2 separate regions of the Homo sapiens genome follow, and region 1 is linked to region 2. A link is an interaction called in ENCODE POLR2A ChIA-PET data of the cell type or tissue named here. Cell type or tissue: OCI-LY7. All regions are shown on one strand. Links, peaks and the distances in the headings refer to the core of each region. The heading gives the core; the rest is flanking DNA. Region 1 has its middle 130 kb from the start of FAM181B. Region 2 overlaps PRCP (prolylcarboxypeptidase).

What was found. Peaks named below come from ENCODE experiments on the same cell type or tissue, not always from the same donor. Only the 100,000 strongest peaks of a DNase experiment are listed, where the experiment ranks them.
Region 1: POLR2A ChIA-PET joins it to region 2 with 5 read pairs; 3 of 35 experiments call an interaction of 5 or more read pairs at or near these places.

What each region holds. Positions count from the first base shown.
Region 1 is chr11:82,597,420-82,604,252 of GRCh38, reverse strand. No RefSeq gene overlaps it. Among named protein-coding and RNA genes, the nearest start is that of FAM181B, 130 kb to the left of the region's middle. In OCI-LY7, for the core only: no CTCF peak of the experiment used is centred there; no DNase peak of the experiment used is centred there.
Region 2 is chr11:82,820,238-82,827,070 of GRCh38, reverse strand. PRCP (prolylcarboxypeptidase) reads left to right here. Exons shown (of 9, transcript NM_005040.4): 9 at 1,949-4,135. The coding sequence ends at 2,165. Among named protein-coding and RNA genes, the nearest start is that of LINC02734, 42 kb to the right of the region's middle. In OCI-LY7, for the core only: no CTCF peak of the experiment used is centred there; a DNase peak (open chromatin) is centred at 2,650.

The DNA of each region.
Region 1 (6,833 bases), core at 742-5,741, 220 kb after region 2:
ATCTGGTTGCAAACCTTGAAAAGCTTCCTCGTTACTTTTATGCTTTGGTGATCAGAAAACTGTTTTATTGGCATTGTTAATAGTAATCTGAATTCGATAACTGTGAAAATGTATTGAGAGCCTATGATGTGCTATGTATATGCTCTTCCAGGTGCTGGTGATGCAATCAGACAAGTTCTCTGCTGTTCTGGAGTTTACATTTGGAAGAATTGTGTTATATACCAGGGAAGGATGTGGTAACTCTCCTGAAACCTTCCCTTGGTCATTGTCTTCTTCTTCTTCTCCTCCTCCCTTTTCTCCCTCTCTTCCCCCTCCTCCTTCTCCTCTTATTCTTCTTCCTCCTTCTGTTTTTAAATGAGGAAGCCCATAGAAAATATTGTGACAGGGAGAAATGGATTTTAAATAAGTATGACTGAAAAAAAACTTTTACTATAATAGAAAATCTTGGTGCTGAGGGAAGAAATCCAAAAAATTAAAAATCTTCAGAAGGTATGTCTTTGAACAGACAAACATTCATGGACTTTTGAAATTCATTACTTCTTTGGTGCCTGGGAGACTGACTTGCTGTGTCTTTCAGCTCTTCTTGTTAGAGGGATAAAGATTCCGCCTAACATATTTTCTCAACAAACTTTTGCTTTCCAATAAACTGAATAAAGTGGGAATATAGCTTCTCACTTTCTCCTAACCTTCAATTAATTATTAATAAAAACTTTAATGTACATGTTAGTTCAAGCTTCTATTTCATATTCTCCTTAAGATGTTTACACATCAACAGGGGCTATAATCTCAGAGTTTCCTGAATAACTTGGGGTGATGTTTCGAATAGCAATGCTGAGGGAAATTGAGGGAATCCGCTGGGGGAGAGATGTGGTAGGTGGAAGGAAGTGTTTTGGGGCAGTCAAAGATATGGATGAGCCCTTCCTCACTCGTTTGGGCCAGAGCTTCCTTCACAGCCCCCTCTGTTCTCTAACAAGGTGACTGTCTCAGTTTGGGGTGCATGAAACCCAAATCTACTCAAAGTAGATCAAGAAAAAGAGAAATTATTGGAAGGATTCAGGGAAACCTCACAGAAGTCAACTGTGGAAAGGCAGATGGGGAACTCCCTGCTTTCTAATCTCAACTTCTTTTTGTATGTCTGTTCTGCTCCTGTTTTTCTTTTTTTTCTTTTTTTCTGTCTTTTTTTTCTTTTCTCTTTTCTTTTCTTTTCTTTTCTTTTCTCTTTTCTTTTCTTTTCTTTCTTTTCTCTTCTCTTCTTTTCTTTTCAAGACAGAGTTTCACTCTGTCATCCTGGCTGGAGTGCAATGGTGCAATCTCATCTCATTGCAACCTCCACCTCCTGGGTTAAAGCGATTCTCCTGCCTTAGCGTCGTGAGTAGCTGGGATTACACGTGCCTACCGCCATACCCGGCTAATTTTTGTATTTTTTAATAGAGACGGGGTTTCACCATGTTGGCAGAGCTGGTCTCGAACTCCTGACTTCAAATTATCTGCCTGCCTAGGCTTCCCAAAATGTTGGAATTACAGGCATGAGCCACCATGCCTGGTCTCTGTGCTTGTTTCTTAAGAGGAGCTCACATTTCTTAGGAACCAGCATGTGCAAGGCAGAAAATGGCTGTCAATGCTGAGTCTACATGGTCTTCTGCCATTTGACCAGCTATAGATTCTGTTGAGATTCTCAAGATGGGGAAAGTATTATAGTTTGCTGGCTAGTTTATGGATTGGCTAGTTTTGAGCCAGCCACCACACTTGTTTGATTAACTGTAGCTCAGGCAGAAGGAAGGTCATTATGATCCCATTTATATTAAGCAGGAGCTACAGGAAGATTCCCTGAGAAAAAAATGAAAGGGCAAGAAAATTGACCATGTGTATTTAATGAAATGAATCAATGAAAAAAACGAATGGCTGATATGGTAGCAAAATGAAAGCAGTAAGACATAAAAACTCACTATAATTCAAAGGTTAAAAAAGTTTTAAGGTTTTTGTCGAAAGTAAACAAAACATAAGAACAAATATGTAAAAGATAAAACTGCAGGGGGTAGAAAACAAAGCAGTCAAGGAGGTTACAAATTCAACTTTTTAACAATATTTATTGAATGTTAACTTCATACCCAGCTCTCTTCTGGGCAGTGATTAGTGAACAAAAAGATGTTTCCTGTCTGTAGGGGACTCATAGTCCAGTATGAAGAGCAGACATTAAACAATAAAGAAATTAAATGCATAATGGGGAAACATAGTAAGAGTTGCAAAAACAACAAACATTCTAACCAACTAATAAACATGCTACTATAAATAAGAGGTTAAGCAAAGATCTAAATGACAAGACGCAATCAGTCACATAAAATCAAAGGAAGGGTTTCCAGGCAGTGGAAACAGCTGGAACAAAGGCCTTAGTGTAGAAACAAGTTTGATGAATTTGAAGAGCCTAAATGAGGATTAGGAATGCTAAAATAAACATTTAAATTATAAAATGACTTGAAAAATAAACACAAAGTTAAAGTTGGAATAAAAAGTTTAAAATAGTAAGATAAAGTGATGTCTAAAGTAATTAAGTTAGAATAAGGCAAGAAAAGATAAGGGGCATTCATTTGTCATTTATTATCATTTATGTTCCAGGCACTTGCTATGTGCCTGAATACAGTAGTGAGCAAAGATAACCTTGCCTGGGGAGACCAATAAACAACACTTAAAAAACTGAATGCTAAATGAGTGAGCTTTAAAGATGAGTACATGATTCAAATGAAGCATGAGCTGGAATATCTTGCCAAGGTGTCTGAGGTCAGAAAAGCCTTCCATAGAGAAGTAACATCATTAGAAAAATGCAATGGACTGAGATTTCTGTCCTCCCTAAATCCATATGTTGAAATCCTAACTCCAAGGTGGCGGTATTAGGAGATGGAACCTTTGGAGGGTTAGGCTATTGGTGCCCTTATACAAGATAACCCAGAGAGAGAGATCCCTCGCCCCTTCCCATGTGAGGTCACAGGGAGAAGACAGCTGTCTTTGAGGAAGCGGGCCCCCACTAGACGCCAAACGTAAGAGTGCCTTGACCTTGGACTCCAGATTCCAGGACTAGGGGAAATAAATTTATATTTATAAGCTGGCTGGTCTATGATGTTTTGTTGTAGCAGCCTGAGCAGACTAAGACAAGAAGCTAAAATGATCTGAAAAGGAATTCAAACATAAGAAATATCAGGCAATCTAAAATATATAAATAACATAATATACAACACACACACACACACACACACACACACACACAAACACACACACAGAAATAAGAGAAAAAGTTGCAGGCAAGACAGCCCCAAGAGAATGGCAGAGTCTGTTTTGTGAAGGCCATGGGGATACTGAAAAGTCCAGAAATTTGGGAGTAGAGAGAGCTCTTCTTAAGCAGAAATTTCTGGCAGTTCAAGTTCAGGAAAAATGGTCTCAAGCAGAGACACTTCTGAATTACAATTTCACATTAACCTAAGTTTGGTATTTGTCATTCATCCATCCACCCATCCAGCCATCCAATATTTTTTGAAGACCTACTGTGGGACATGCATAACAAATTCAGTCCTGAAAAACTGTATTACATCTAGATATCATAAAATCTATCTCTATATCAAACCGGTTTAACAGAGAACTATGTAACTAGGTGGCACAATATTAATTCCCTGAAGAATTGCTTTTATTGAAGTATACTTGAGAGTTTTGCCATCAGCCTAGGTTGGTGAACTCTGTAAACAAACACCTTACAATTTGTGTGTCTGTTGTAAGATGTTTACCATGTAAATCTCTATAACACAAAGAGTATTTTTTAAAGACAATTTCCACCCTTCCGTTTGCCAAAGAAAGTTTTATCTGAGCTTAGTACTAAAATAGCTGTAAATTTCCTGGAAATCTTGAGTTATATAAGATTTCCTTATTTAATTTTGGATAGCCTAGAGCAAAATGTGTGGCTCACCAGCATGTTGTGGTCAGGTTTTTTTGAAATGCTATCCCCAGCTTTGTTTCTTTTTCCTTTTTCACTCTACTTTTAAGTTATTTTACTTTGTCACATTCTGGTACCTTGTAAGTATGAAATCCTATCCAGAAATATGACAGGGTGTAAGTAGATAAATTATTGTGCCAGCCTCTGTAATACACATTAAGGATACAATATAAGCTAGGCATTTTTTTTGTTCCCCAAGAAATTCACAGTCTAGTGTGGGTAGAGATGTGTAACATGATTGCTACCAGCTGTGAGGCTTTTGCAGTGATTTTAGCAAGTTCTTTTACTTCTTCACTATTTCCTACCCATTTATCCTATTCTAACCATGAGATGTAACATTGATTTTTCTACCCAAAGCAAGGGATGTAGCAAAGTTGCAGGTAGTTTTGCACGGTGGAAAAAGACTTGAACCTGAAGTTAGAAGACCAGGATTTCAAGTCGTGCTTTTTTATTTCAAAGCTTTGTCACCTTGAACAAGCTAGTTCACCTTTAAGTCTTGGTTACTCATCTATATAATGGGTAATGTGAGGATACAATGAGTGAAGTAAGTGAATCCATGGCTAGTTTTGGTGCTTTTGAACTGTGATTCCATAACATCATGCTCGTACCTCTATCATAGTGCATACTAGACCAGCTTTCTTTCTCAATACACTGTAACCTTCTTAGGGCAGAGTACAGTTTTGTTTATTTTTCTATTTCCAGCATCTGGCATATCAAAAACACTGAACAGATGTTTAATCAATGAATTCATTATGAAGAAAATCAACATTTATTGAATGCACACTTTGTGTTAGGTTAATTGGTTTGAGTACATTTTCTCTAATACTCATTACTTGAAACCTTAGGTATTATCATTCATGTTTTAAATATGGGAAAAATGAGACTTAGGGAGGTTAAATAATTTGCATGAGGCCACATAAAATTTTTCAGTAGAATGGAAATTCAAACCCATGTTTGCTTGTACTTTCTCCACTGCTCTAATCTGCTTGCCAGCAATTGCCACTCCCAGCAGCTGTAAAAATTAATATTTCTGTGCATCAAGGTTCATAGCAATTAAAATAAACATTCTAACACACATTCTAACTTAATAACATTCTTAAATAATAATACATGTGTGTATGTGCAACAGTACAAATTCCACTCTCCCAAAGTCCTTTGATGGCAAATGATAGCTGTATTATGTAGTATTTGCATAGTGTTTTCTACAAGCCTCTTTTCTGAGTGCTTTAGAAATTTTAGCTCTTCAAGACTGGGCACAGTGGCTCACGCCTGTAATCCCAGAACTTTGGGAGGCCGAGGCAGGCAGATCACCTGAGGTCAGGAGTTCGAGACCAGCCTGACCAACACAGAGAAACTCCGTCTCTACTAAAAATACAAAAAAGTTAGCTGGGCATGGTGGTGCATGCCTGTAATCCCAGCTACTCAGGAGGCTGAGGCAGGAGGCTTGAACCTGAGAGGCAGAGGTTGTGGTGAGCCGAGAGCACGCCATTGCACTCCAGCCTGGGCAAGAGCGAAACTCTGTCTCAAAATAATAATAATAATAATAATAATAATAATAATAATAATTAAAAAAAAAGAAATTTTAGCTCTTCAAGCCTCATAAACCTGTGCAGAAGGTATTATTACCCTATCTTAAAGATGAGAGGTTATGTAACTTGTCCAAGGTCACTCAGCTAATAAATGTTATGAAACTGAGATTTGAACTCAAGTAGTCTAGCTCCAGGTTCATCACCATCATGCTTTACTGCCTCTCAAGTGGTGTCAATGGAGGCTTTTTTTAGGACACTTCCAGGCGTGCCTGGCTCTCAGTAGACTGAAGTGTGGGCTATTCAATCAGGTGTCTATCCTGCGTGCCTTATTGTGGAACTTCATAAAACTGAAATTGAACGTCAATTCAAATCAATTTATCACGTAATCAGATTATGTGAAATCTGATGTTTGGAGAAGCCTAATTGTAACATTGTGTTTGAGGCAGGAGATCAAAAATCAATTGTGTGGCTTGTTGAATATCAATCATCTTTTTATTTATAGCAAACTGTTGGCTTAGGATTATTCAATACATATTTATAAAATATTGGTAAGTTAAATTAATAATAAATTATCAGCTACAAATCATTTGCATTTCACTTAGCATGGAGGGTGAAGAGTATTTTAGAGTAGATCCTTTGCAATGTATCATTTTGCCATTCCTGTGTAATTTCAATGTAATCTTGAGTAAATATGACTTCAATCTAGAACTGAAGCTGTGCCAATACCCAGGGGGCATCAAATCCACTGAATATTTTTTATTTCTGAGTATATGCATATATATATACCAACCTCAGTAAAATTTGGGAAGCAGTATGGTAGAGTCTAACCTAGGTTGACTTTAGAGCCAGACAGATATTAGTTTAAATCTTAATAGTAATAAAAACTACCAGGAATTGATAGTTCACTATGTATGTATCGTTGTACTAAGTGATGACAAGGTAGCACTAATGTTAAAAGTCCCTGCTTAGAATCAGCCAAACCAGGAATGAAATCCTGGCTATAGCATATCCTACCTTTGTGATTTTGGCTCCACTTTTTCATCTACAAAATGGGTACAATTGTTGTTGTAAAGATAAAATAAGAAAATCTTTTCCACTAGGAAAGTGAGTGTTTGTGGATTGTTTAGCCTCCCTCAGCTTTCTTATTTGTTAAATGGAGATATTAGTAACCACTTTTTTGGGTGATTGTGAGACTTCAATGAGAAAATGTAGGTAATAGGCCCAATGCTTATTAATTCCAATTAGTAGGTGCTCAAACATTTGACTTCCTTCCACTCTCTCCCATTACTGACATTAAGTCAAAGTTCTTCAGTTGGCTAGATGTCCTC
Region 2 (6,833 bases), core at 758-5,757:
AGTAATTTCCAGTGGTATGTGGGTAAAGATATGCCAAGAGTGCCATGCAAGGGGAAAATGATCTAATGCTTGCAATGGGCTGAGTACTTAGATCCAGGTATTTCAGTGCCAGTTTTTTGCCTAAGGAATCTGTTTCCATGAGATTAGGCAGATGAGAGGCAGACCTGAAATTGGAACCAAAGTGTGTCTGATCCCAAAGCTCATGCTTTTGTTACTCTACAACACACAAGTTAAGAGAGTGTGAGCTCTCACTCAAAAATAGAAAGATATATAACCCTAGTTAAAAAATGAACAAAGATATGACTAGGCATTTTCCCAAAGAAGATATAAAAATGGCCAATCAGCACATAAGATGTTTAAATACCATCAGTCTCTTGGGAAATGCAAATTAAAACCACAGTGAAATACCATTTAATACTTACTAGCTTAGGATGTCTAAAATAGACAGATAATAATAAGTGTTGAAGATGTAGAGAAAGTGGAACCCTCAAATGTTGCTACTGGGAATATAAAATGGTGTAGTCCCTTTGGAAAGTAGTCTGGTAGCTAATTAATAGGTTGTTACTATATATCCTAGAAATTCCTAAGTATATGCCTAAGAGAAGTGAAATCATGCATCCACACAAAAACTTGTATGTGAATGTTCAAAGGAGCAGTACTCATTAGCCAAAAAGTGGAAACAATACAAACGTGCATCAAATGATGAAGAGATAAATAAAACATGATGTATCCATAAATGAAATATTATTTGGCAATAAAAAGGAACATGTACTGATTCATGCCACAACATGGGTGAAACTTGAAAACATTACGCTGAGTGAAAGAGACCAGTTACAAAAGACCGCCTACTATTTAATTCCATTTGTATGAAATGTCCAGAATAGGCAAATCTATAGATTCAGAAAATAGATTCATGGTTTCCTGAGGCTGAGAGCAAGGCAGGAAGATGGGGAGTGACTGCTAATGAGTATGGGTTTCTATTTGGGGTGACGAAAGTGTTCTAAAATGGATTGTGGTGCTGGTTGCACAACTCTGAGTATACTAAAAACCATCGAATTATGTGTTTTAGATGGACAAATTCTGTGGTAGATGAATTATATCTCAACAAAACTGTTCAGAAATATTATTAGGGATGCTGTCTGTGGTTGTATTGGATTTTTTACTCAGTGAAAGTAGATACTCAGTTTCAGTGACTGATTCTCTTTACATTATTCTGAATTGTGTTGTGTGAACCAGCTGAGACTAAAAACCTAGTAGCATTTCCTTAACTTTAAAGCTAATGTAAAATGAAGATTTTCGTGTAATGCCCAAATTTTCGGATTCCAGATCCTGGTGACATTTTTTAGATCTACCATCCTGTTTCCCAAAGTACTGTACTATATTAGATAAAAAATGCAGCCTTCTCCTTTCCTCCCTCCCTCCCTCCCTTTCTTCTTTCCTCCCTTTCCCCCTTCTTCCCTCCCTCGAGAAGACGGAGTTTCACCATGTTGCCCAGGCTTGTTTTGAACTCCTGGGCTTAAGCGATTCACCATCTTGGCCTCCCAAAGAGCAAAGATTACAGGCATGAGCCACTGCGCCTGGCATGTTATCTCCATTTTACAGATGAGGAAACTGAGTCAGGTAACTTGCATTATATAACTTTTGAATAATGAAATCAGGATTGAAATTCAGGTTTCTAAATTTCATATCCCAGTACAGTCTAGGTTGATTTGTGGGAACGCCTCCTTCAATTATCTCTGGTTCTTTTTTTGCACCTGGTTGCATGAATATTGCAAAACTCCAGTATGAAGTATCTATCCATATGATAAATTAGATCCTCAGATCAAATCCCCCAGGTTACAAGTTTATAATTTTAGGTGTTAAACATGTAATAGGTTTCTTCTAGCTTATCTGAGTGTTAACATGAAAAACTAACAACTTTATTTTTTCTTCTTTTTTTCACTTGCAGCAATGGTGAACTAGACCCCTGGTCAGGAGGTGGAGTAACTAAGGATATCACAGACACTCTGGTTGCAGTCACCATCTCAGAGGGGGCCCACCACTTAGATCTCCGCACCAAGAATGCCTTGGATCCTATGTCTGTGCTGTTAGCCCGCTCCTTGGAAGTTAGACATATGAAGAATTGGATCAGAGATTTCTATGACAGTGCGGGAAAGCAGCACTGAGAAACTTTTGATTGTTTTCAATTTCTTCTTTTATGTTCACACCACCACATTCCCATTCACTTTGATTTTCTACATGTAATTACCTTCTTTTGTTTATCATTAGATTTGATGGGGCCAAAGTTGAGATAGAATAGAGGGTGATGACGGTAAGAGCAAGTGTCCCATGAATGTGATTTCCTGGGTTCTCACTGTCTTTGCACCACGTCTAGGAAGAATCTTCTTGATAGCTCTCCCACACCATCAGTGGCCCTCATAACTGGAGTAGAGTTCCTGGTTGCTTTTCATAAGAGGGAGAGTTACTTTCTTTGTATCTCTGCAAGCAGAGATTTCTCTTTGGTTTTGAGGTTGAAGTGTCTTTGGCCCATTTGTAAGTCCCCATCCCTACCCTACACAAAGTAAAAGCAGAAGATAGATAAAAAATGATGTAATTGCAGCTGGTAGGATGTCTGGTGCCAATCCAGGAAGTGAGAGCCATTTCTTTTGTACCGGATTTAATGACTTTGAACTGTGCTGTAAATAAATAATACAGCTGGACCTTATACCTGTGTGTTGCTTCTGAAGCTCACTTCAACTCCGGCTGATGGAAATGCTGTGTGCACTGGGCTTAGCTGTTTTTGGAAAGTCCTTTAATTTTTTCTCTTCCACTTGGCAGCTTTTCTTAGTTCTGGGATGTTGGCCACTGTGGTACTGCCAGTAAGAAATCTGGCCTTTTTCTGCTCCATTTCTCTTTGTTTCTAAGGTCAGTTTTAATTTGTTTGAATTCTGCCAGTTTAGGAAAATGACTCTGTTTTGTCTTTTTAAATCTGAGCAAGCTTTATGCTGTAGTCACTAATTATATTTCAGTAAGAAGCCTTTAAAAATTGATGAATCAGCTATTCCAAAAGTAGAATATAGTAATATTCAGCTTTTAAATTTTTAAAATTTTATTTTCTGATAGTTGTTACTGCTGTCATTAAAACCAGAAGTGTTAGACACTAACAGGCAGGTGCACAAGAACTTTTCTGTATGACTTCCAAAAGACAAGCTGACTAATTCATGCAGGCAGCATATTTGACATTAATAAATGGCCAAGCCATTCCTATTTCCAAGGGGTTGGCTTCTTTCAAGCAGTTCTTACACTGAGACCTTTCTTCAGAGAGCTTTTCTAGGATAACAAATAGGGTTGGATCAAAACCTTTCAGGGACACAGAGAGACAGAGAGAGAGAGACTAACAGTTTCTACTCTGTTGAAAGATTTCTTCCTCCTTGTTTCTTTTCATTTTCTCTCAATAATTTTTTTTTCTTCACCCTGCCTTGGGAACATTTTCTGCTTTTAAAAAACTGTACCTTGAGCTTGATCATTTTTATGGCATTTTTTTTTTTTAAGGGCATATATAGAGTTCATTCTTGGGATGGAAAGCTGAAATATTTCCTTTACTTTCCCTGGCATCTGGGAGATACAGGAAAATCTTTGTCTTATTTTGGGAGCCTTCAGTTCTCATTGTAATGAGTTGTCTATCAAAGCATTTGGTAACTATTTTGTTTCAGCATCACAGAACAATCGATTTGGGTGGGAATTTAAGGGCCAAAACAATACTAGTTTTTATTCTTTGTCAACTAAGAAATTAAATAATGCAGGGTTTATGGGCTCAATAGAGGATATTCTTACAATTTATTTTACGATTTTAGGGTTTTTCCCTTGTGTAGAATCTTTAAAATACTTTGCCATTTTATTTGATGTTGATTATTTGGATGAGTTACATTATTCTGAAGAAACAAACTGCAAAAAATAGAATTTTTTGGCAAGCATAATTGTATCCTATTACTGTATGCATTTTAGGAATATAGATAGCAGCCTTAATTGAAGTGAGTATAATTATAATATGCTAAGGTTTAATTTTAACATGAAAAAGAATTGGAGTGTCAGATAAGCCTTATTATTTAAAGCATCCCTCTAATAAAACTGCACTTTTTACTGACAGGGAAAGAGAGACATGGAGACTTGAGTGCTTTCTATTTTTATTTTTTTCAGCTCCCAAGAGCTTAGAAAGAATTGGGTGCTTTTTATTTTCTGTTTTTGTTACTTTAACTGCCTGGAGTCAATGGGTAGAACTAAAGTAACTTAGGAGAACCTTCATAAGGAATCTGTAGCGCCAAGAGGTTATCCAGAGGAGCCAGTGTCTAAGCCAGCATAGTAGAGGGTGAAGGCCCCTGAGATATCCAGTTCAACTGCATCATTTTGTAAGGGATAGAATTGTAGCTTAGAGAGAAGGAACTTATCTACGGCCTCACAGCTCCTTTTTGGCAAAACTGGGGCAGAACTGGGGCTCCTTTTTGGCAAATTTTGTTTGCTTCATTTTACTGGTACAGTTTTATTTTTGTTTGGATTCAAGCAACAAAAGCCCACAAAACCAGCTTAAGGAAAAGAAATGTTTTGAAACTGCCAGATCAGCTCCAGGACTTGGGTTACCAGGAATCATGGGGAACTAGAACTAGGGTCTGGAAAGTCATTAAAAATCAGTACTGCTGTGTTCTGTTTCACTTTCAACAGAGGTGACCCATTGTCAGACTGTGGTTTGGATTTGTTCGTCAGATGTCTACAGTTCGATAGGCAGTCTAAAGCGTGCATCAGAATTACCCAAAAGGGCTTGTAAAAATGCTGATTGCTGAGCCCCATCCCAGAGTTTCTAACATGTCTTGGGGTGGATCTTGGGAAGGTGCATTTCTAACAAGTTCCCAGGTGATGCTGGAGCATCACACTTTTGAGAGCCCCTAGTTGAAAGAATCTGGAATTTGAATTTGAATTCAGTTATCTTACTTCTGTCATCCTGCCTGACTCATTTGAGTGTGGGAGCCCTGCCTAATGCTTCTCTTCCCATGACTGCTTTATTCTCCCTCTACAGACCAGCTTACTTTTCTCTACTCGCACAATGCCCATAATGACTTCTTAGAATGGTGTCCTCGACCCTCTGAGGGAGCAATACCTCACAAATGCACAACTCTCAGGTGGTTAGGAAAGAACAGGGCCATGAAAACATGGTTACAAAGGTGTACTTCTTAGGATTGGGGAAGCAGTTCAGGCAACTCAATCACACGACATCTATCACACAGTGTTTCTTGGAGCACAGGTATCCAACAAAATGCCAATAACTTGTGTAGTAGAAAGACTTATACCTATAGTTGAGCAAGTGTGGAAAATAATGGGACAAATGAAGTTAAATAGTTGCTTCGTTTATCTGTAAATAGTATGTGACTCTCCAAAATGGTGATTGAGAATACAACTTTTTTTTTGGAGACGGAGTCTCGCTCTGTTGCCCAGGCTGGAGTGCAGTGGCGCGATCTCGGCTCACTGCAAGCTCCGCCTCCCAGGTTCACGCCATTCTCCTGCCTCAGCCCCCGGAGTAGCTGGGACTACAGGTGCCCACCACCACACCCGGCTAATTTTTTTTTTTTTTTTTTTTTTTTTTTTTTTTTTAGTAGAGACGGGGTTTCACCGTGTTAGCAAGGATGATCTCGATTTCCTGACCTCGTGATCTGCCCGCCTCGGCCTCCCAAAGTGTTGGAATTACAGGCGTGAGCCACCGCGCCTGGCCAGCTTTTTCTATTCTTAACAGAGCATCTCCTAGGCATAAGGCATTGGTCTAAAACCTAAAAAATGCAATGGCGAAAAAGCAAACACAGCACCTAATTTAATAAGGTTTGTGTTCTGCTGGGAGAAAGACACGAAATGTCAAGTTATACAATGAATTGGTACAATTATAAATGTTACGAAGAGTTGAGCTTATTAGGACATTAATTGCAATCTAATAGGAAAATAGAGATTAATTGCTAAATGTTCTAATCTAATGGCCCCAACTCTTCATAACACTAAATGTTAAATGTTTAGCATTTAGACAATGTAAGGTAGTCTGGGGGAATAGCAGTGCCTTTTTGAGATGTTACATTTTAGCTGTGATCTAAACGATGAATGGGAACTATACTAGGAAGAGGAGTGGAGTAAATGACACATGCAAAAGCCCTGAGTGTAGCATATTCAAGGAACTGAAAGAAGGCCCCTGCAATGGGAAGGCAAACAACCACAGAGAATGTGACATAAGGTGAATATGGAGACATGGGCAGGGGGAATGCTCATTCAAGTAGAATTATGCGGATGAAAAACCTTTGATGGGCTTTAATCGGGGGAGTGACACGAACAGATTTTCATTTAAAAGGACTACTCTGGCTATAGAGTAGAGTAGGCATTGTAGGGGACAAGCAAGTAAGGTAGGAGACCCCAGTCACAGTTGTCAAGTTAAGAGAAGAAGGTAGGTTTGACTAGAGTGGTAGAGATGGAGATGAGGAGAAGTGGGAAAATTGGAGAAAGATTTAGTAAGGAAAGTCAATGGAATTTGACTCAGTGTGTGCTGGAGAGTCATGGTGAGTAGATGGCAATCAGAGCATGAGCTCAAGGAGCTAGTGTTTGAGAAACATACTTCAGGAGCTATAGTGTACTGTCTTTAACCTGATACTTTTTAAAGAAATACCCAAACATCCTAATTCCTCTGCATAGGACTCCACTGATCCAAGACACCACTTGAGCCCCACTACAGCCTTTCCTTAAATTACCTCTCTGGACTCATTTCCCATTTTTACTGCCACCCTTCACTTTCCTAATAACCCTGCACTTCAGGTATACCAAACTTCTCATAA